Linked DNA regions of Homo sapiens: region 1 is linked to region 2. Evidence: chromatin loops called from intact Hi-C (ENCODE). Cell type or tissue: natural killer cell. All regions are shown on one strand. Links, peaks and the distances in the headings refer to the core of each region. The heading gives the core; the rest is flanking DNA.

The links. Peaks named below come from ENCODE experiments on the same cell type or tissue, not always from the same donor. Only the 100,000 strongest peaks of a DNase experiment are listed, where the experiment ranks them.
Region 1: it touches region 2 in a loop (12-fold over the local background); 2 of 110 quality-filtered maps call a loop at or near these places.

What each region holds. Positions count from the first base shown.
Region 1 is chr2:182,973,405-182,984,502 of GRCh38, reverse strand. NCKAP1 (NCK associated protein 1) reads left to right here. Exons shown (of 31, transcript NM_013436.5): 11 at 1,121-1,217; 12 at 1,576-1,682; 13 at 3,127-3,259; 14 at 5,588-5,669; 15 at 7,552-7,610. Among named protein-coding and RNA genes, the nearest start is that of NCKAP1, 60 kb to the left of the region's middle. In natural killer cell, for the core only: CTCF peaks have their summits at 4,099 and 4,301 (motif pointing right); a DNase peak (open chromatin) is centred at 4,272.
Region 2 is chr2:181,737,864-181,748,961 of GRCh38, reverse strand. It overlaps the pseudogene RNU6ATAC19P. Among named protein-coding and RNA genes, the nearest start is that of NEUROD1, 63 kb to the right of the region's middle. In natural killer cell, for the core only: CTCF peaks have their summits at 5,786 and 5,987 (motif pointing left); a DNase peak (open chromatin) is centred at 5,941.

The DNA of each region.
Region 1 (11,098 bases), core at 1,017-9,016, 1.2 Mb before region 2:
CGAAATTACTAGTGGTGTGTATTCTTTATACTTGGGTTTTTGGCATAGGCAACACACACACACACACACACACACACACCCCAATCTAAATTCTAAAACTTTCTTGGAGCAGTGTATATTTTGTGTAGTATGAGGAGTTGCTTGGAACATTTTATGATTTTTTTTCCTTCTGTTAATATGTGAGAATGTTTTCTAATCTTAATTTTAAAATAAGTAGTATATGAATATTTATGATTATCCCTTCCTTTCCCCATCTTTCTATTTTTGAACAAGAGTGCCAAGTAGCTCTCATCCCAATACCTTTATTGACTATAGCTCTTGTGTATTCAGTTTTGTATATTTAATAGGAATATAACTTAATAAGAATATAGATAACCAGATACTTAAGTTCTATTTATTAATTTCTTTATGGAAGTGACAAAAATGTATACAGTTAGTCAGTTTTTGCCTTCAAGGATTTTTTTTTTTTTTTGAGGTGGAGTCTTGCTCTGTCACCCAGGCTGGAGTGCAGTGGCATGATCTCAGCTCACTGCAACCTCTGCCTCCTGGGCTCAAGTGATTTTCCTGCCTCAGCCTCCCAAGTAGCTGGGATTACAGGCACCCACCACACCTGGCTAATGTTTTGTATTTTTAGTAGAGACGGAGTTTTGTCATGTTGCCCAGGCTGGTCTCGAACTCCTGAGCTCACGCAGTCTGCCCAAGTTGGTCTCCCAAAGTGCTGGGATTACAGGCATGGGCCACTGTGCCTGGTCACCATCAAGAACTTCATAGTCTATAAAGTGCTTAAAGCTACATGGTACTAAAATTGGATAAATTATTCATAAATAAATAGCTAGATGTTGGGAAATGCTTCTTGAAGGACTGGTCTTGAAGGTTGGGTAGGATTTTGATAGATGGAGAATAACAAAAGAAACATAGTTTAAAAAGCAACATAAGAAAGGCAGGATAAATGTAAGATTAGAAACTCACTTAACGATAGACACATAGAAGATGATTTTTATAGGAACTTTGGCTTCCTAAAAAAAGACTTTGGAAGTTGCACCTATAATGCTAGTTACTTTAATTGCCAATAATAATTTTAGTAGAAGCAGATAAACTATTATGGTGTCTTTCCCCATAGTGGTTCAATGCACAGAGAAAGACGCAAGTTTTTAAGATCTGCACTGAAGGAATTGGCTACTGTCCTCTCTGATCAACCTGGATTGCTAGGTCCCAAGGTAATTCATTTAATTATTATTTCAATAATTGTGCCATATTAAAATTTTAAAAAACGTTTCTAAGTGAAATTTTACTGAAATTTGAGTCAGGGACTACATAAAAGGATTTTTATATTTAGTGGAGAATGAATTTGCTGACTTGACATTCATACATCGTACCTCCCTGCATTCTTCTCCCTTATATGCATGCTCTCTCTCATACATACTTACAGGTTCTCTTGTGTCCTCTTCTGTTAGTCTCTTCACTCTTTTGAATTGATATTATCACTTCTTGCCAATGACTTTTCACATAGAAAGAGATTACCAGTTTTGTTTTTAATCTTTGAATAAGAATAAACACTTACTTTTTTTTAAACAGGCACTTTTTGTTTTTATGGCATTATCCTTTGCCCGTGATGAAATCATCTGGCTACTTCGTCATGCAGATAACATGCCAAAGAAGAGTGCAGACGACTTTATAGATAAGTAAGTTAGCAACATTTAAAAAAATATTTTCTGTATATAGATGCTTCTTGATTTACAATGGGGTTATGTCCTGATAGACCTATTGTAAGTTGAAAATATTGTTAAGTTGAAATTCATTTAGTACACCTATTATTACTGAACATTAGAGCTTAGCCTAGCCTACCTTCAATGTGCTCAGAACTCTTTTATTAGCCTACAGTTGGGCAAAATTATCTGGCAACATAGTACACTGAAGAGTATAGGTTGTTTATCTTTCTGATCACATAGTTGACTGGGAACTACGGCAGCATCATGAGAGAGTATCATACTGCCTATTGCTAGCCTGGAAAAAAAGTCAAAATTCAAAGTACAATTTGTACTAAATGTGTATCTCTTCTGCACCATTGTAAATTAGAAAGATAGTACATCCAAATCACTGTAAGTTGTGCACCATCTATATTCTGATTTGTGGGCTGGGGAATCTGGAGACTTATATTTGAAGCAAAATTATTTTGAAGAGCTTGGAATATTTGTAATATATCATTAGATGATATTAATTAGACTGCAAAGTCAAATTTAGTTTTAAATTAGGGCTTTTATTTTCTCGTAGTATGCTTTGTGGTGATAAAGTTTTTGTTTTCTTGCTATGCTCAGTAATATTTCTTATGGAATTCATTTTTTAAAACTATTTACTACACAAAACATTTAAATAAAAATCCTGTTTTTAGAGTTGCAACTCAGTGTGTCATTAAAATGTGTCTTATTTTAGTTCAGTCTCTCAATAAGAGTTAGAAAAATGGAGCAGAGAAATAAGAGCATACAGAAAAATTTTATTTCTTGCTAATCTTCTTTTATTTGAGATTTTTTGATGATGTATTTATAACATGTCCTGTTTATTTTTTTAATTTAAATTTTTTTTTTTTTTTTTTTTTTGAGACGGAGTTTTACTCTGTCACCCAGGCTGGAGTGCAGTGATGCCATCTTGCCTTACTGCAACCTCAACCTCCTGGGTTCAAGTGATTCTCCTGTCTCAGCCTCCCAAGTAGCTGGGATTACAGACACCCACCACCATGCCCAGCTAACTTTTGTATTTTTAGTAGAGATGGGATTTTACCATGTTGGCCAGGCTGGTTTTGAACCCCTGACCTCATGTGATCAGCCCGCTTTGGCCTCCCAAAGTGCTGTAATTACAGTCGTGAGCCACTGTGCCCGGCCCTGCTTATTTTCAGTTTGGATTTTCTGCTGTCGATTTTTAGCTTTAACTTTTTTTCTTTCTTCTTTTTTTCTTGCTTTCCATGATTTCTTTATTCATGAAATGATTTAAAAAGGAAGTAATTGACATTAAGTATTAAACAATGCCCTTTATAAGAAAAATACTTTTAGAAATAAGATTAAGGGCATCGAATATATTCTTTAATAATGATGAATTTATTATTTGAATATTTTTCTTGAAATTTTAAAAAAGGCACATTGCTGAATTAATATTTTACATGGAAGAACTTAGAGCACATGTGAGGAAATACGGACCTGTAATGCAGAGGTATTACGTGCAGTACCTTTCTGGCTTTGATGCTGTTGTCCTCAATGAACTCGTGCAGGTAAAAACTATCTCATACTATTTCCCTTTTGTTCCTTCCTTCCCACCTTTGATAGTATTTTATTTGTTTGTTCAACAAGCATTTATGAAATATCATGTGCCAAGTGATAAATCATGTTTATATTTTGGAGATCATTACCTAGAAGGGAAGAAACAGTTAGTTGTAGTCCAATGTGATAGGTGTTATGCATTAAGTATATATAAAGCTCAGAATGAACACAAGGAAAGACACAATTATTTATCCTGAAGATGGAGGTGTACGCTAACCAAATTACAGAGGGCCTTGGGAAAGAGGAGGTTAATCATAAATCAGGTGTACTACTTAAAAAGATCACCCTGGTTCAGTGTGGATGGTAGATTGCTGGGAACCAAATGAGGAGGCAGAGAGACCAGAAGAAAAATGACTGCAGTAGGCTAGATGAGAGGTGATGAGAGTCTGAACATGGGCAGTAGCTATGGAGATTCAGAAGAGATGATAGAGACAATATAATTGGTAATTAAGTATTAGAGGGAAAGTAGAATAAAAATCTTTTTGAAGAAGATTGTTAGAGGATGGCCAGTAAATAAAGATTTCATATAGACATTCCCATTTAAATGTCCAATTTTTTTTCCTTAATTGGTTTTTAGCCTTTTTTTGCTTTCCATAATTTATTTATTCAATATTTTTCATCTTTATTTAAATTTAAAAAACTTTTTATTCCAAATAAACTGACTCTAAGGAAATAATATTTTATTTTGCTTCACTTTATAGAATTACATGTTTCAAATGACTGTAAGCTAATACATAGTATAAAGAAAACAGTTAAGAATCCTCTTTATATAAAGACTTCTCTAAAGCTGCTAGTTTTCCAGAGAAATAACCATACTTTGAAGATCTCATTTTTTTCAAATCAACCTAAAAATATAATAAGGAAAAAAATTGTTCATGTAATTTTTTTTACCTTGAGTTACATGCTGTTACAAGCTAGTATTCTAAACTCTATAGTTTATTTCTTCTTTTATCCACTAGATGGAGCTCAGATACTTCTTTTCTATGGTCATTTAAAAAGGGAACAGAAAACCTGGGGTATTATTGCCTTACTATAATTTTATTTGAATAGTTATTACTTAACAGATAAGCCAGAAGCTTTTGTTACTGTTTATTATTTATTCATACTAGCATACAGTTTAAAAAGTAAACCAGAATTCCTGAATTACTTAATCTATTTTTATATAAAGTGGAGTTTACTAATACTGAGAAGATTAATTCTTAGCATTTCTTCTGGAATTATAGTAATAGTATAGTATCAGCAGCAATCATACTGATATTAGTAATTGCCAGATTTATTGATAGTGTATCTTACCAAATCTGTAGAAAACCTCTGTGAGAGTGGATATAGTTATCATTATTTGTTGAAGAAGAAATGCCTTATGTAATTTGCTCCTTATCACCAATACAGCTCATAAGTAATAAAGCCAGTAGTCAAACTCAAGTTTTGACTCCAAAGCCTGAGCATTTTACCACCCTCTTCTGTTGCAAAGTATATTCACAATGTTTTTCACCATTTGCTAGCATATAAATTTAGAACTAAGGTTGTAAACCTGTTAGCATAGTTGATTGCAATAGGTGTTAATATTTTATTGTGGTAAAATATATGTAACAAAATTTACCATTTTCATGATTTTTAAGTGTACAGTTCACTCGCATCATAAAGTTTTAAAAATGTGTTTTATTTATACTGTTTGTAAGCTAAGCATCCACTTTTTAAAAGGAATTTATTTTTTAGCATCCACTTTAAATACAGTTTATCAAATATTCATTTTTTAAGCTAGATTGAAAAGGATTTTTAGGTCTTAATTTTGTTGAGGCCTAACATACAGACAACAAAAATCATTCATTTTTAGTGCATGTTGTAAATTTTGGTAGCTGTATGCATTTGTGCAACTATTACCATCACCATATTCAAGACAGAACTTTTCCAACACCTTTAAAAGTTTACTTATACACCCTTATGGTACACCTTCATCATTCTTGCATAAGCCCCTGACAGCAACTGGTGTTTGTCATTATACTTTCGCCTTAAAAATACTTTTTCATATAAATTTTCCTATATAGTGTATGAAAAAATTACTTTTTAACACAAAATCATTTATTTTTTATTTCTTTCACTTAATGTAATGGTTTTGAGATTCGTGTTATGGTGTGTGTTAAAATTTCATTTCTTTTTTATTACTGAAAAATATTCCATAGTATGGGTATACCAGTTTGTTTATCCGTCCACTAATTGATAGACCTGAGTTGTTTCCCAACTATAGATGTTTTTAACGTTACTTTTTGTTTGTTTTTCAGAATCTTTCTGTTTGCCCTGAAGATGAATCAATCATCATGTCCTCTTTTGTTAACACTATGACTTCCCTAAGTGTAAAACAAGGTAATAAGCCTTTTAAATAAAAGCATATTTTCTTCTAATTAGATTTTCAAACTTGATTATTAAGGAGATAATTTACCAATTAATTTGGCTAATGATCTATTATCTTTTATCTTAATTTTGTTCTCTGAAGCAAAGATTTCCAAAATGGGTTTGTGATGCTATTTACAAAAATAATAATTACAGTTTTATATTTCTAATTATTAAGCAGGAAAAAAAGCATTTTGTAACAAAAACAATAAAACATTTGCATTTTGTAGCAAATCATATATTTGGTCCAAGCATACCAATAACAATATTTAATGCCATTTATAAAATGTTTAGTCTGTGCCAGGCACTTTACATATATATTATCCCATTTACTCCACATTCTTTTTTCAACACTGTTATTACTTTTGACAGATTTGGAAACTCTGGGTTTGAGGGTTAACCTCGCAGTTACTGAACATAATTTGCCAAGCTCTAATAGCTGTTAAGCAAAAGTAGGAATTTGAGCTCAAATCTGTCAATCTCAAAAATTGATGTCATATAATCACCTTGCCATTATTTGACACTCCATTCTAGTGGATCGATAGTGTGTTTTAGTTTTATAGTCTTTTAATAAAGGATATCAGAAACCTTGAAAACTTCTGAGTAATAAATGTATAAACATTTTTCTTAGTTCAATCTTTATTGCTACCACATCTAAGTAATGAAACTAAAGTAATTTTTTCTGGTGATATTTGGTTTATATAGAGTTATTTTGTGGAACTTCAGCATGCTGTCCAAAGTTTCTATTCGTAGGATCTCTCAAATTCTATTCAAACTCCTGTAAATTGACATGTAAGCACACTAAGAATCAGAGAGCTTAGGAGAAAAGCCTTTACTTCCCTTAGCACAACTGTCTCCTTTATCATCATCTTTACAGGATTTGAGAATTGTTTCACTGTCTTCACTCTTTAATTTTAAAATGTTTTTATTTTTTAATTGTAAAATACACATAAAATTGACCATCTTAACCATTTTTGAGTGTATAGTTCAGTAGTGTTAAGTATATTCATATTGTTGTACAACCAATCTCCAAAACATTTTCATCTTGCAAAACAAATTCTTTTAATGATTATTGAACAACAGTGTGCCATTTCCCTTTCCTGCTAGCCCCTGGCAACCTCCATTCAACTTTCTGTTTCTGTGAGCATGACTGCTCTAGATACCTCATATAAGTGGAATCACAGAGTATTTGTCTTGCTGTGACTGGCTAATTTCACTAGGCTTAATGTCCTCAAGTTCAGCCATAGTAGCATGTGTCAGAATTTCCTTTCTTTTTTAGCAGAATAATAGTGCATGATATTTATTTATTTTATTTTTGAGACCCAGTCCCGCTCTGTTGCCCAGGCTGGAGTGCTGTGGTACAATCTCGGCTTACTGTAACCTCTGCCTCCCAGGTTCAAGCAATTGTCCCACCTTAGTCTCCCGAGTAGCTGGGACTACAGGCACGCACCACCACACCCAGCTAATTTTTGTATTTTTAGTAGAGATGGGGTTTCACTACGTTGGCCAGGCTAGTCTCAAACTCCTGACCCTTAGGTGACCCACCTGCCTCGGCCTCCCAAAGTGCTGGGATTATAGGCATGAGACACTGCTCCCGGCCTCCATTGTATTTAGATACTACATTTTGTTTATTCATTCATCTATCAATGGAAATTTAAGTTGCTTCTACCTTTGACTGTTTGAATAATTCTTCTGTGAACATGGGTGTACATATATCTCTTTAAGACCTTGGCTTTAATTGTTTTAGGTATACTCAGAAGTAGAATTGTCTTAGCTCTTAAAATTTAAAATGTGCTTATAGATTGTGAAAACATTAATTTGCTTTGTAATCTTTTTTTTTTTTCTATTACTACAGTTGAAGATGGGGAAGTATTTGATTTCAGAGGAATGAGATTAGATTGGTTTAGGTTACAGGTAAGAATAACCTTTTATTGTCATTCTGTTTTGTTATTTTAGTTAACATGAAAAATTTTATAACAACTATAAAATATTCATTGTTATATACCTATTGAAAATATTTCTTTTGTATAATTAACCATAAAAGAAACATTTTGTACTAATTATTAAAGTTGGATAAATATATTAATAACTTAAGCCAATATGAGTTTTTGAATAGATTATTATAATTTTAAAATATCTAAAAATTTAAATCCCAATCTCTCTCTTGATTATCCTGATTCAAATATTTAATTCTAAAGTGAAAGCACAAAATCTTTTCTGAGAAAATATTTAAAATCTACTGTGGGCATCAGCAAACTTTTTCTAATAAAGAAACAGCTGCTAAAAAATTTTAGGCTTGCAGCCATATAGTCTCCGTCATCATGATTGCACTCTGCCATTGCAGTGTGAGAGCACCTATAGACAATACATAACTTAATGGGCATGGCTGTATTCCAGTAAAACTATTTATAAAAACAAGCAGGTAGCCCACAGGCCATAGTTTACCACCACGATCTGTACAAAAAACTTCCATTTTCTGAAAAACAAATAAATATTATTAGACTTAGAGTGTTCATTTAATATATGTCTCATATAAATAGTTCCTAAAGGCATTAAGAATGCAAGCCTAACACCTTGGTGTATACTGTAACCTTAATGATAAAAATTAGTTGCCCTGTAAATATTTTAAGTAATTATGGGAAAATGGCCCAGTGTTCTCAATAATGTGCATGTTTTAAAAATCCATATATTTTTAAATGATAATATAGTCATTTGACTCATTGTGAAGTCAAAACATTCAGTTTGCCCCTTTCCCAGTTTCATTCTCCAGAAATACTCACTTTTAATAACTGGCCTATATTTTTTTAGATGTTCAAACAAGTAAATTAGATAGTACTATGTACTGTTTTGCTATTTATTTTTGTCTTTTTAAAAAAATATTTACTTATTTATTTATGTTTTAGAGGCAGGGTCTTGCCCTGTCACCCAGGCTAGAGTGCAGTGGTATGGTTATAGCTCACTGTAACCTCAGGCTCGTATGTTCAGGCAGTGCTCCCACATCAGCCTCCTGAATAGCTGGGACTATAAGTGCAAGCCACCACACCCAGCTAATTAAAAAAAAATTTTAGAGACTGAATCTTGCTATGTTGTCCAGGCTGATCTCAGACTCCTGGCCTCGGTGATCTTCTCACCTCAGCCTCCCAAAGTGCTGGGATTACAGGCATGAGCCACAGTGCCTGGCCTGTTTTGCTGTTAAAAATAAATAAATAAAATTTCTATTTGTTTAATTAAAAAGAGAAAATATAAGAAGTATTTTTTTGTGGAAGCCATTTTTAGATGGATACAGTCTCAGGAATGACTCTCAGGATGACCATACTTTTCTGGCGGTCTGCTTAGTACTCTGAGGTGCTTTTGCTTTTCTTAGGTTCTTTCCTTCCAACCTCAAAATGCATAAGCACTTTTCTCTTTTTTGTTCTATATTCTCTAGGGAGCTTATTTTTAGAAATGAAGACTTTTATAAATAAAAGCATTAAATACCTTACCAGTTAGTGGGAGATCAGGGAAGTACACTTGAAATACCAACATCCCAAAATGTTAAATGTGTATATATTATAGGTTATTTTCTTATTACAAATAAAGTTTTAAAATTGACACCTCTTTGTTTTTAAAAAGGCAATGAAACAATACAAAAGTAGAACTTGTAAAAAAAAGAAGTGGAATTTCCTCTGCCAAAGGATATACATGTTTAAAACTTTGAAAGTCATTGTCATAAAGCTTGAACTGCTTCAATCTCCTGTTCTGGGTTTATAGGAGTGCCTAAACCAATACTTGGGCTCAGAGAATTTTAGAGATTTAGATGCATTTCAGATGCACCCTTACATTTGAGTTATTCATGTGAGAATTTTAGCCTTTTTCAGTCACTGCAAAATAAAAAGCATTGAGTGAACATGAAGAATGTAGACCTGATTATTCCTATGTGTAGATTTTTAAAGTTTTTTAAGATTTTTATAAGAGCATTATTAGCTAGCTATCTGATTTTTTTTTCATGTAATCTATACCTACTTGTGTTAGTTTCCTAGGGCTGCCATAACAAAGTACCAACTAGATGGCTTAAACAATAGAAATGTATTATTTCATAGTTCTGAAGGCTGGCAGTCTGAAAGCAAGGTGTTGGCAGGGTTGGTTTGTTTCAAGGACTGCAAGGGAGAACCTCTTCCATCTCTCTCTCCTAGCTTCTGGTGATTTGCTGGTAATCTTTGTTGTTCCTTGCTTGTAGTTGCATTACTCTAAAGGCATTCTCCCTGTGTTTCTTCACTTCATTTTTCCTCTTTGCATATTTCATGTTCAAATTTTCCCTTTTTATAGGGCTACCAGTTATATTTGATTAGGTCCCATTCAAATGACCTCATTTTTATGTGCTTAGCTCTGGAAAGACCCTAATTCCAAATAAGGTCACATTCTGAGGTACTGGGGGTTAGGATTTAGGCACATCTTTTCTTCGGGGATACAATTCAATGCATAACATTGCTGTTAACCACGTTTAGAACATGCAGTCACTCAGACCCTTTCTACTGCATACAGACCCTTTTTTTTTTTTTTTTTTTTTTAGTGACAACAGGACAATGCATACAAAGGAAGGAAAGAATGGGACATAACACTAAGCCAGAGAAGTGTTCACTAGAAGTAGAGAACAAAAGTGCAAGGTAGCAGGCAGGGTCCAGAATCTAGAAGGTTTACATAGGTATTGAAAAGCAGCTCAAAGGTGAAAGTTCCAAGCCTACAGATTAGACTGTAGGATACAGAAGATAAAATACTGAGCAGTATTATATAATCTGTAGAAAAATAGCACATTCATCTTTTGAGGATTTTATAATCTAGCTATGGAGACAAAGCATAAAAAATGTAAAAAATAGCAGCTGAAAATCTGAAAGATTAAGAGATGTCATAGACAGAATATGTTTATCAGTTAATTTCAGTCTTAGAAGGGATAAAGCATTTTTCAAGTTAAAATTGCTTTGAATAGGAAAAAGGAAAGGACAAACAATGAGTAAAGAGCAAGTAAAGAGACTTTTGAGTATAAAGGATTACTGTAAGAAGGGGAAAATATTCACAAGAACTATGAATGATCTGCCTTTGATCACTGACCTTTGGTTTCAGGTAGAAGTGCAAGAATTGTTAGGTAAAAGCACATGGCCAGAGAGTGGTGAAGAGTTCTATAGATAGCCAGTAGTGGTTGAGTAGAGCAGACCAGAAGAGTAAGCCTTTGGGAGAATTTTAGTAGTGTACTTTGTGCCTTCACTGGTGTCCTATTTAGTTTGGTTCTAAGGTCATTGCTTTTTTATAGGTCACTTTCATCTTTCTCTGTCCTTTTCCTACTCTTAAGAATTCTCTTTGTATTTTTGTCATTCTTTTCTACTTCCTAAGTGATCTCATTCTGTTGTGTATTCCATCAGTCCCTTAAG
Region 2 (11,098 bases), core at 1,314-9,313:
AAGAAAGGTCGGGTTACCCACAAAGAGAAGCCCATCAGACTAACAGTGGATCTCTCTGCAGAAACCCTACAAGCCAGAAGAGACAGGGGGCCAATATTCAACATTATTAAAGAAAAGAATTTTCAACCCAGAATTTCATATCCAGCCAAACTAAGCTTCATAAGTGAAGTAGAAATAAAATCCTTTACAGACAAGCACATGCTGAGAGATTTTTGTCACCACCAGGACTGCCTTACAAGAGCTCCTGAAGGAAGCACTAAATATGGAAAGGAAAAAATAGTACCAGCCACTGCAAAAACATACCAAATTGTAAAGACCATAGATGCTATGAAGAAACTGCAACAACTAACGGGCAAAATAACCAGCTAGCATCATAATGACAGGATCAAATTCACACATAACAATATTAACCTTAAATGTAAATGGGCTAAATGCCCCAATTAAAAGACACAGACTGGCAAATTGGATAAAGAGTCAATACCGATTGGTGTGCTATATTCAGGAGACCCATTTCACGTGCAAAGACACATATAGGCTCAAAATAAAGGGATGGAGGAAGATCTACCAAGCAAATGGAAAGCAAAAAAAGCAGGGTTTGCAATCCTAGTCTCTGATAAAACAGATGATCAAAAGAGACAAAGAAGGGCATTACATAATGGTAAATAGATCAATGCAACAAGAAGAACTAACTATCCTAAATATATATGCACCCAATACAGGAGCACCCAGGTCCATGAAGCAAATTCCTAGAGACTTACAAAGAAATTTAGACTCCCACACAGTAATAGTGGGAGACTTTAATACCCAACTGTCAATATTAGATCAACGAGACAGAAAATTAACAAGGATATTCAGGACTTGAACTCAACTCTGGACCAAGAGGACCTAATAGACATCTACAGAACACTCCACCCAAAATCAACAGAATATAAATTCTTCTCAGCATCACATCATATTTATTCTAAAATATGATTCTTAGTGTTGGAGGTGTGGCCTGTTGGGAGGTAACAGGATCATGGGGGCAGATCATCCCTCATGAATAGTTTAGCACTATCTCCTTGGTGGTGAGTTCTCACTCAGTTAGATCATGTGAGATCTGGTTGCTTAAAAGTCTAGGACCTCCCCTAACCTCACTCTCTTGCTCCTGCTCTCGCCATGTGACATGCTGCCTCCCCGTTTGCTTTCTGCCATGACTGTAAGTTTCCTGAGGCCTCACCAGAAGCAGATGTCAGCACCATGCTTCCCATAAAGCCTGCAGAACTATGAGCTAATTAAATCTCTCTTCTTTATAAATTACCCAGTTTCAAGTATTCTTTATAGCAATGCAAGAATGGTCTAATACAGATAATTTTTACTACATTAAAATTAAGAGCACATATTTATTATGTGTACTGTTTTTTAAAAAGTTAAAATACAAGTCACAAACTGGCAAAAGATATTTATAAGAGCATAACCAGTGGAGGATTAGAATCCAAAATATTTAAAGAAAACCTATAAGTTAATAGGGAAAGATGAATAATGTAGTAGGAAAGTGGGCAGAAAACATAAATATGTAACCTTGTTAGAAATCAAAGACATGCAAATTAGAACCACAGTGAAATACCAATTTTTTACTCTTCTGTTTGGCCACAATTTTTTAAAGTTGGAGAATTTCAAGTCTTGCCTGGGTTGGAGCAATAGAGCTCTTATCCATTGCTTGTGGGTGGGTAATTGGTACAACTACTTTGGAAAAAATACCCTCTGGCTCAGCAAATTTATTCTTAGGTATGCAGCTTAGAAAAACTGTTAGACATGTGCATCTGGAGTCAAGTCCAAGAATGTTAGAGAAGTTCTACTCACAGCAGCAAAATGCTGGAAACAACTCATATGTACATTAACTACAGAATGGATAATTGAATGTTGCTAGTCGTACAATAGAAAACTACATAACAGTGCAAAAGGATGACTCATAGAAAGCATTTGTCAACATGGAAGAACCTGGAAACATAATGCTGAGTGAAGGAAGCAAATCACAAAAGAGAGCATATGAATCCATTTATATGAAGTTCGAATCTAGGCAAATTTAAAGTCATTTCTGTAGAGATTTAGTAAAGTGATCAAGAAAAGCAATGAATTGTTAAAAGAAAAACTGAATAAATGGACACAACAGTTGGTATAGCTGTTTCCCCTAACTGAGAAAAGTAGTATGGCCATCAAGATAAACTTTTATGTACATATTTTGCGAAAAGCAGACATTCTTGTCATTTGGGGATTTTTTAAAAAGAAAAGGAAAAATAAAAATCTTAAATCCTCTTTCCTTGGCAAAATTTTTTCATGCCAATCGAACAACAACAAAGGAAATAAAATATATGTGGTTTAATTTCTGAGTTTTTTGTGAGACATCTTTCACAATGTGGCATACACTACATTCTTCACAATGAAATTTTCCAAACAGGGTAGGAGTTACTGTTCCTTCCTGGTGGAGGGGCTCAATTAACTCCTGGTCCTGGTGTTCAGATTCTAAAATGACTTTGCTCCCCCTCAAAGTTATAACTGTGTAAGAATTGCCTATGAAGGAAATTGATGTGATCATGTCTGGCTAGCAGGAAATTCAGCAGATAAGTGGTCAGACCATTACCTGGCAGCCTTAATGGACCAGCAGCTCAGTCTGTCTCCGCCTGTCCTGAAACCCCATTTTGCTCTACAGAGTCTGGATTTTGTCATAGTATGATTTTAATATCATCATCATAGTTTAATTGTTCTTAAATATTAGAAATATTAAAATAATTATTAAAAACACCTTAATAAGGAAATGAAAAGTTTTATAAAACTTGACATGTGAATTTATAAACTTTTATTGGCTGAAAGGTACTAAATAACTAGAACAAAGAACTTTCAAACAACAGCAGCAACAACCAAAAGCACTTTTAAAAAATGTATTGGAAATAATAAATCTGTTACCACAAAACAGATTTATGGTCGCTATTTCCTGTAGAAGGATATGTTTTTCCCTCTTTATTTGAAAAGGGAAAATTTTCAGTCCACAAATGCATTAGAGTCATTATTAAGGCTTCATAAAACACAGCGAAAACAATTTTCATATCTTTAAGCCATATAAAATTTCATTGGGTAGTTCCTATTGAGATGCACATTCATACAAACATAAATCATTATTACATTCTATTGTATCATCCCACAGGTTAAAAAAATCTATCTCAGTATACACTTATTATATATAGGTTTGGGGAATTAAGATTCTTATTTTGGATGGTCTTTGGAAAAGAGTATTTTACAATAGAGTGAACTCTTAAAAAGTGGAAATCAAGGCTGGGCAAAGGTGGCTCACGCCTGTAATCCCAGCACTTTGGAGGCCAAGGTGGGTGGATCACATGAGGCCAAGAGTTCGAGATCAGACTGGCCAACATGGTGAAACCCCATTCATACTAAAACTACAAAAATTAGCTGGGTGTGGTGGTGCACGTCTGTAATCCCAGCTACTCAGGAGGTTGAAGCACAAGAATCGCTTGAACCCAGGAGGTAGAGGTTGCAGTGAGCCGAGATTGCGACACTACACTCCAGCCTGGGTGACAGAGCAAGACCCTGTCTCAAAAATTAAAATAAAATAAAATAAAAATAAAATAAAATACTGGTAATCAACTTCTCTTTGCCACTGTCTAGCTATGAGATCTTGAATAAGTGGTGTTACTTTTCTGGAACTCAGTTTTCTGGAACTAGTTTTCTTATGGTTGATTCTATTCTAATAAATTTTGCTAGATTCCATATTTTGACTTTACTGTTAACTAAAAGACATGCTATTTAACCATGTAACACAAGTATTTGGGGCAGGTTTGCAGTATTATAAATCATTAGAGGGGTCACCTTGGCTATACTAACTTCCCTAGTGTCCCTAATGCCCAACATGTTACATGGAGTAGGTGCTGCACACTATGTTTTTGAATAATTAATGGCTAGCTTTAGCTCAGGGAGTTACTAATGCTCATAATTTGACTGAAAATCTGTGACTTTTACCTCATTAAGATATTATAGTAGGCCAGGCGCAGTGGTTCACACCTGTAATCCCAGGCCTTTGGGAGGCCGAGTGGGGTGGATCACCTAAGGTCAAGAGTTCAAGACCAGCCTGGCCAACATGGAGAAAACCCCATCTTTACTAAAAATACAAAAAATTAGCCAGGCGTGGTGGCAGGCACCTGTAATTTCAGCTACTCAGGAGGCTGAGGCAGGAGAATCGCTTGAACCCAGGAGGTGGAGGTTGCAGTGAGCCAAGGTTGCACCATTGCACTCCAGCCTGGGCAACAAGAGTGAGATTCCATCTCAAAAAAAAAAATTAAAAAAAAACCACACACACACATACACACACACATATATGTAATAGTAAATTCTGTATGTGACTTTTAAATTTTATGATTTTCCTTCGGGGATTTTTATTCTTTTTACCTCTTACCTCTGCAATCCTCTGCCCTGCTCACAGACCAGCATTCTGAAGAGATTGAGTTTTGAAATAACTGAAAGAAATTGATTAGAGAGCAAGTGTGTAGTTTTTACATAGCATTCAATGGCCAATTAACATGCCTTCTACCCACTCACTAAACAATCTTGGGCATGTTAATTCTCCATCGTGGGTCTCTCTGGTTCTTTAAAAAATGAGAATAACAACATTGACTTGTTTTGAAGAGGAAACAGCTAACACAGCCATAAAGATTACAGTTCATCAGTGAGCCTGTGGAAGGCTAATCTCTAATATCAGTCAGTGTGCGATATTCACCTGGTTGTTTCGTTTGGGGAAAACTTCTGGAAACAAAATAGTACCCATTAAGAAATACAGGTTTTTCCCTTCCACAGTTGCCAAAGTTTGTTTATTCTGGGGGTTGTTTGTTATACTTATTTTTTTCCTTTTCTAATTGTTTAAGGTGTTTTGGAAATAAGATCATTATCCTCATGGGCATCTGCTGGGTAGAGTACCCTTGAAGGTCAAGATTTTTGCACGATTCATCAAAGGAAATAATGAGGCAGTAAGTAAATTTAAAGTCCAGACTCAGGTTCTTTGTGGGGGGAAAAAAATGGCAACTACACACTTGCTCTCTAATCACTTTCCTTCGGTTGTTTCAAAACTCAGTCTCTCCAGAATGCTGGTCTGTGAGCAGGGCAGAGGGTTGTAGAGAGAAGAGGTAGAAAGAAAAAAAATCAGTTGAAAGATAATATTTTTGGAAAATTATTACTAACTTTAAGATTGGACACTTTTTAAAGGCATCGTTACAAAGTTATACAAATATATCAAAAAATCTGATTATTATAAATATCATAACCAGTTTTGACAAAAATGAGTCATAAAATGAGAATGTTTCCCTTTCCCTACAGGTTTGACTGGCCATGGTAATTAATTTTAACATCTGTTAAGGTCACTTGCTTTGTAAAATGACAAATTATCAAATAGCAGGGCCATAAAAGAAAAGTGACAATTGCATGTACATTGTGCACCACATGGCCCAGTTCAGTACCAATATAGAGAACACCACAGGCTTGGTAAACAATAGGGATAATATGGCCTGTGTTAAAAAGAGAAGATTTCTATCAAGTAGTGAAAGTACAAAGTCATATGATAAGTTTTGGCCTCACAAAGATGAGGCTAATATCATTAGCCATTTATTGCAAAGGAACAAAATTTTTTCAAATTAAACTCATGATGGATTTTAATCACTTGGCTAATGTTAGTAAATGATTATGCCTCAAGCCATTACGATAATGATCATTATTAGCAAGAGTCTGTTTTCACAATGTTTATAATGCTTAAAATTAATCCAGAAGTCAAGAGTCATTAAATCATTTCACCTGCAGCAGAATTTAAAAGTCGCACATATTTCACATAATTGCAATTTAAAAACAAAAGCTATGAAGGCAGTGGAAAAATACACAAGAAAATCAAGCTATTAACTACAGTGCCACCAAGCGACCAACCTCAAAATTCCACGTATAATCAAAAGGGCAAACATACGAAGGAAAATAATTACATGCAGAAAAGAGACCACAGCAAGAACCTCAGATGGATGCTGATTATGGACCTCAATGAATCTCAGAACTCTAAAAGGTCAACTTTTAACTATCTAGAATTAACCGTTTTGATCTAGGAAACTTCAGGGATCATCAGTGGATCACCAGAGAGCTTGCAAATTGCTGAATTTGAAACACAGATGGAGATAAGTCCTTTAAAACAGTAGCTAGATTTTCAAATGTAAGAAAAAAATGTATGTTTGAGTGGTATGAAAGAGTTGACCATTCCGGACGACATGGTATGGTCTTCAAATACAAAGAATAAAGTGTGAACAAAAGAGAAGATTATAATAGAAAACATTTAACTATATCCCGTAGAATCTTTCCTAGTTGTCAGGTTTAAAGTCTACAAAATGTTGGAATCAGACCAGATGATTTCTAAAGTCACTTACCAGGCCAGAAATCCTATGGCAAAGATCATTGAAGTCATGTGACCCCACAAATTTTATGCAAAACATGGACATATGTGCTTGTAGAGTATGAGATTGTACTCTAATAGTTGAACTGATAACACACCTCAATTGAAGTAAAACACTAAAAGATGTTAAAGAAAAATAGAAAAAAAATTTAATCTTATAAATCCAGACAAAAAATAATTTGGAAATAACTCTTACCAGTAATGTTTGAATCATTTATTTATTCATTTATTCATCAAGTATATCTTGAGTTCTAACTATGTTGCAGGCATATGGGCTAAGTTCTAGGGATAACAACATACCATAGGAACTGTTTTCCAAGATGAGAAGATATCATTAATAAAAATAACTCAGAATTTATCATGTGAGGCTAAAAATATATGGGTTGAAAAAGGGTAAGAAGTTAGACTGGCTTCCAAGGTATATATAGATTCATTATAGTCTATAGACAAAAATATCTGACCCCACCCTTATGAGCTATCCCTGGAAATACTGTCTTCATTCTTAGGTCAAGCATCATGAAACTGACAACCAACCAGCCAATAAAAATGACTAAGGGAGTGACGAGTCTGAATTACTAACAGGAGAAACTTAGGAGCTAAATATAAACCATTTTACTGTATAGACTGACCAAACCAGGTCTAAAAATAGAAAACTAACATGGGGGTTGATATTGTTTTCCATTGCACAAGGAGATAATCATGGGAGTGGGCAGTAAGATAGAGTTTGGAAGAGGAAACTTCAGATAATTTCAGAAAAAATACATCCTGTCAGAGAAAATTATCCCATTAATACAATCACTAGGGAGCAATGTTAGAAATTCCATTTGTTGATGGGTTGGGAACCCACTAACTGAAGCTCTAGGGCATGTGTTTTTATTATCCCAGGAGTAGAATGGGCTGCTGGTGCCTCTCAGTCTCTGATTTACACTCTGCAAATGCTCAGGGCAGGAGTGGAAAATCATCAAGGAAAATCAAGTGCGTTCTCTGTGGAATACGGAAACGGATTATGGCATGTTTCAAAGTTACAAACTATTCAATTAAGTCATTTCCCCCTTCACTTGTTGCTTCTCTCCTATTGGTTCCAATGAAGGAGCCAAACAGGCCCAACACTCTACTTTCCTGAGGAGAGAACTGGAGTCCAGTCCTAATGCCAACTAAAAGTAATAACGAGAAATTTTTTTTTCTAAAGATTGTCCACATTTGCCATGCAAAACAGCTCAAATTTCTGGTTCTCTTTCTCCTGTCCTGAAATAAACAAACATGCAAAAATGTCACCTGGGCAAGGTGAGTTAGTCCAAGAGTGTTCAGTGTATCTGATTGCTGCTGACTTGTCTACACCCTCACAGTCCCTTACAATGACCTCTAGGAAATAAGAACACGTCCTGATTTTGTTGGACAGGTGCAACACTCAATCAGCTCATACTTGGCTGTAGACTGACCATGCCAGAGAGGGCCAGCCATTGTCTTCTGTTGTATTTTTAAAGCACAGAAAACAAAAAACAACTACCTTTTGGGTTCTGTGACTAGGCACCTCTGCTCAGCTTCTATCCCCAGTTTGGAGGTTGGAACTCAGTGGTGTTCTTCTCATAACTTCTGCCTGGTGGTTTGGACCTTGGCTCTTTGAGTTAACTATATGACTTCTGATTTTAACCATCTGCCATATTTCTAGACTGACAACTGGCTGCACTTATTGTTCGTTTGTTTCCTGATATATTTTTTCCCCTCTCTTAGACCTAAGCTATGAACCCAATGTTGATTCATAAAACTTTGCAGTAATCTTTGCTTTGATCTATGAGGAAATTTTTTAAAATTGATTAAATGTTTCAGGATTCATCTTCTCAGCTTTGCTGGTACAGAAAGTTTTTCATTTTTCAGAACTGTGCCTGTTTGTCATCTAAAAAAAAACATTTTTTTGGTCATTCCAAGTATAAATGAACAATTATAATAGTGATATCTCTGCTAAAGCAATAGATTATAGTTTAAGTTGTCATTTAAGCTATAAGTTATTAGTTATTAGTAGTCATTTTTATAGGTAGTTTCTTTTTTTTTCTTTTTTTTATGACTTGTGCCTTTCTTTGTATATGTAAAGAATCCAGGTAGTGGGAATTTGTTGTATTTTAATATGAGTGGTTAGAAATATAGGTTCTAGAATAATGATATAACTGATATATCCAATTAGTTTACCAAAGCATTATCCATCGTAGCTTAGTGTATGCACTCTATAATTTTCTTGCATAAGTAAATTATTATTATTTCTTTTAAGTACAGCTGGCATTCACATTTTTCCTCAATCTATAATTTAGAAATTTTGATAACAGACAGGTAAATAGATGGTCTTTCTTGATGAGTTATAATTAAAGTGTCAAGCACTTACTTAATGTTAGAAAATAGATTGCCTTAAAATACACTTATGCAAATACCTCAAATGGACCTACATGACTTCAGTAGCTGAAAGTAATTATAATAGAAATTTTCAATTCTAGCCCATGGGAGAGTACAAATACTAAAGCTCCAACACTTGTAAGAAATATGCCAGAATTTGCAAAAAAAAAAATTATTTACAGAAATGTCCATTTATTCTCACACTTTTTTTCAGCTGCTTCGAGAGAACAAATTGACATGGACACCATCAGTTAACATTATTGCCTGAATTCTCCTTGGTAATTGGCTTTAATTGTCAGAGCATAAGGCTGGGGAATGGAAGATGTACTATATGACTTCTCTGTTCACGTATCTCCCTTCCTTCCGTCCTCCCCCACCTTTAGTTTGTGAGATGTACTTCCCAGTCATGTGGGTTTTGGAATTCTGTCTAATCAAGGAGTTTACACCCAAGGCATAGACCACAGATCAGAGGTAATCCTAATCATTTGAAATGGCATGGAACCAAAAAGAAGAATTCTAACTTCTACATTATCATCCTATTTTTTTGCTATAAAACAATAAATAATTCTTAGAAATCAAAAGAATTCTTAGAAATTGTTATGATTTGATGTTTATCAAATCATAAACATTAGATCCTAAATCTGATTCTTAGAATCTTAGGCATTTTAGGAATTGGGATTGAATTATACATACCTTTGTTAATAACAGGTTAGATCACATGAAATTACCATTTTTTAATTGACAAATAATTGTGTATATTTATGTAGTATAATGTGATGGTTTGATATATGTATACACAGCATAGAAAGATTCAGTCAAGCTAATTAACATAGCCATCATCTGACATCATTTTTTTGTGGTGAGAACATTAAAAATCTATCATTCTAGCGATTTTGAAATATACATTGTTATTAACTGTGTTAGTCCATCCTTGTTTTACTATCAAGAAATACCTGAGACTGGGTAATTTATAAATAAAAGAGGATTAATAATTGGCTTATGGTTCTGCAGGCTGTACAGGAAGCATGGCAGCATCTGCTTCTGGTGAGGCCTCAGGGATCTTTCAATCATGGCAGAAGGCAGAGGAGGAGTGAGACATCTCACAAGGCTAGAGCAGGAGGAAGAGAGAGAGGGAAGAGGTGCTACACACTTTTAAACAACCAGATCTCATGATAACTCACTATCACAAGAACATCACCGAGGAGATAGTGCTAATCTACTAATGAGAACTCCACCCCTTTGATCCAATCACCTCCTTCCAGGCCCCACCTCCAACACTGGTGATTACAGTTGAACATGAGATTGCGTGGGGACAAAGATCCAAACCATATCATTAACCATGTTCAAGACGCAGTGCAATAGATCACTAAAGCTTATTCCTGTGATCTAACTGGAACTTTGTAAAAATGATGGTTAGATTCCACAAGGTGGCAATGCCTGAACTGTATGTATGCTATTAGGCCCAAAGGCCGGATAGGGGAGTGTTAACCTGTTCTCCTTTCATGAAACATTGAAATTACAATTTTTGTAGGTTAAAAAGATCAAATGTTGGCAGCTTCATAAGGTTTAACTGCATAAAATCAGAGTATAATAGGAAATTTTATTAAACAGCTATGTGCTAGGCATTCTATTAGTTACATGTTTTTTATATTAAACTTTAACAAAACGTTGCAGGGTTCATATTATTATCATTCCCATTTATAGAGGAGAAAATGGTGTAGTCTGACAAAGTTGGCATGGCTATTAGCTTCTGGTTTAAACCTATGACTCTTTTTTTTTTTTTTTTTAAGATGTTCTATAACTCTGCCCACCATTGGGTATTGCATTTACCACCTGCTTTAGCCACAGCTGGCTTTTATCCGTGAGCATCTCCTACTGGCCTAAAACCTGAACAGCTCAAACCAATGAATAAAATACTGGGGAAAAAATAAATTAAAAGGACACCACTGGAGAATGAGATAAGCATCATGAGACCTCTGCCATCCCAACCCCACAGTATACAGTAAACCTGCTTACACATTCAGCACATCATTAATACAACCAGCATCTGAGAAAGACTTCCTATAACCAAGGAAATCATACAGAGCCTTCACCACTGAAAGCACTCAGAGCCAAATAAGGTTACAATAAACTATAATCTTTGAAGTCACATCCTTGAGGGGGAAAAAAAGAAAAGAAAAACACAGAATTTACTCTTCTTCTATATGTGAGTTATAAAACAATACTGCATACCTATCTGGAAACATCCAACAC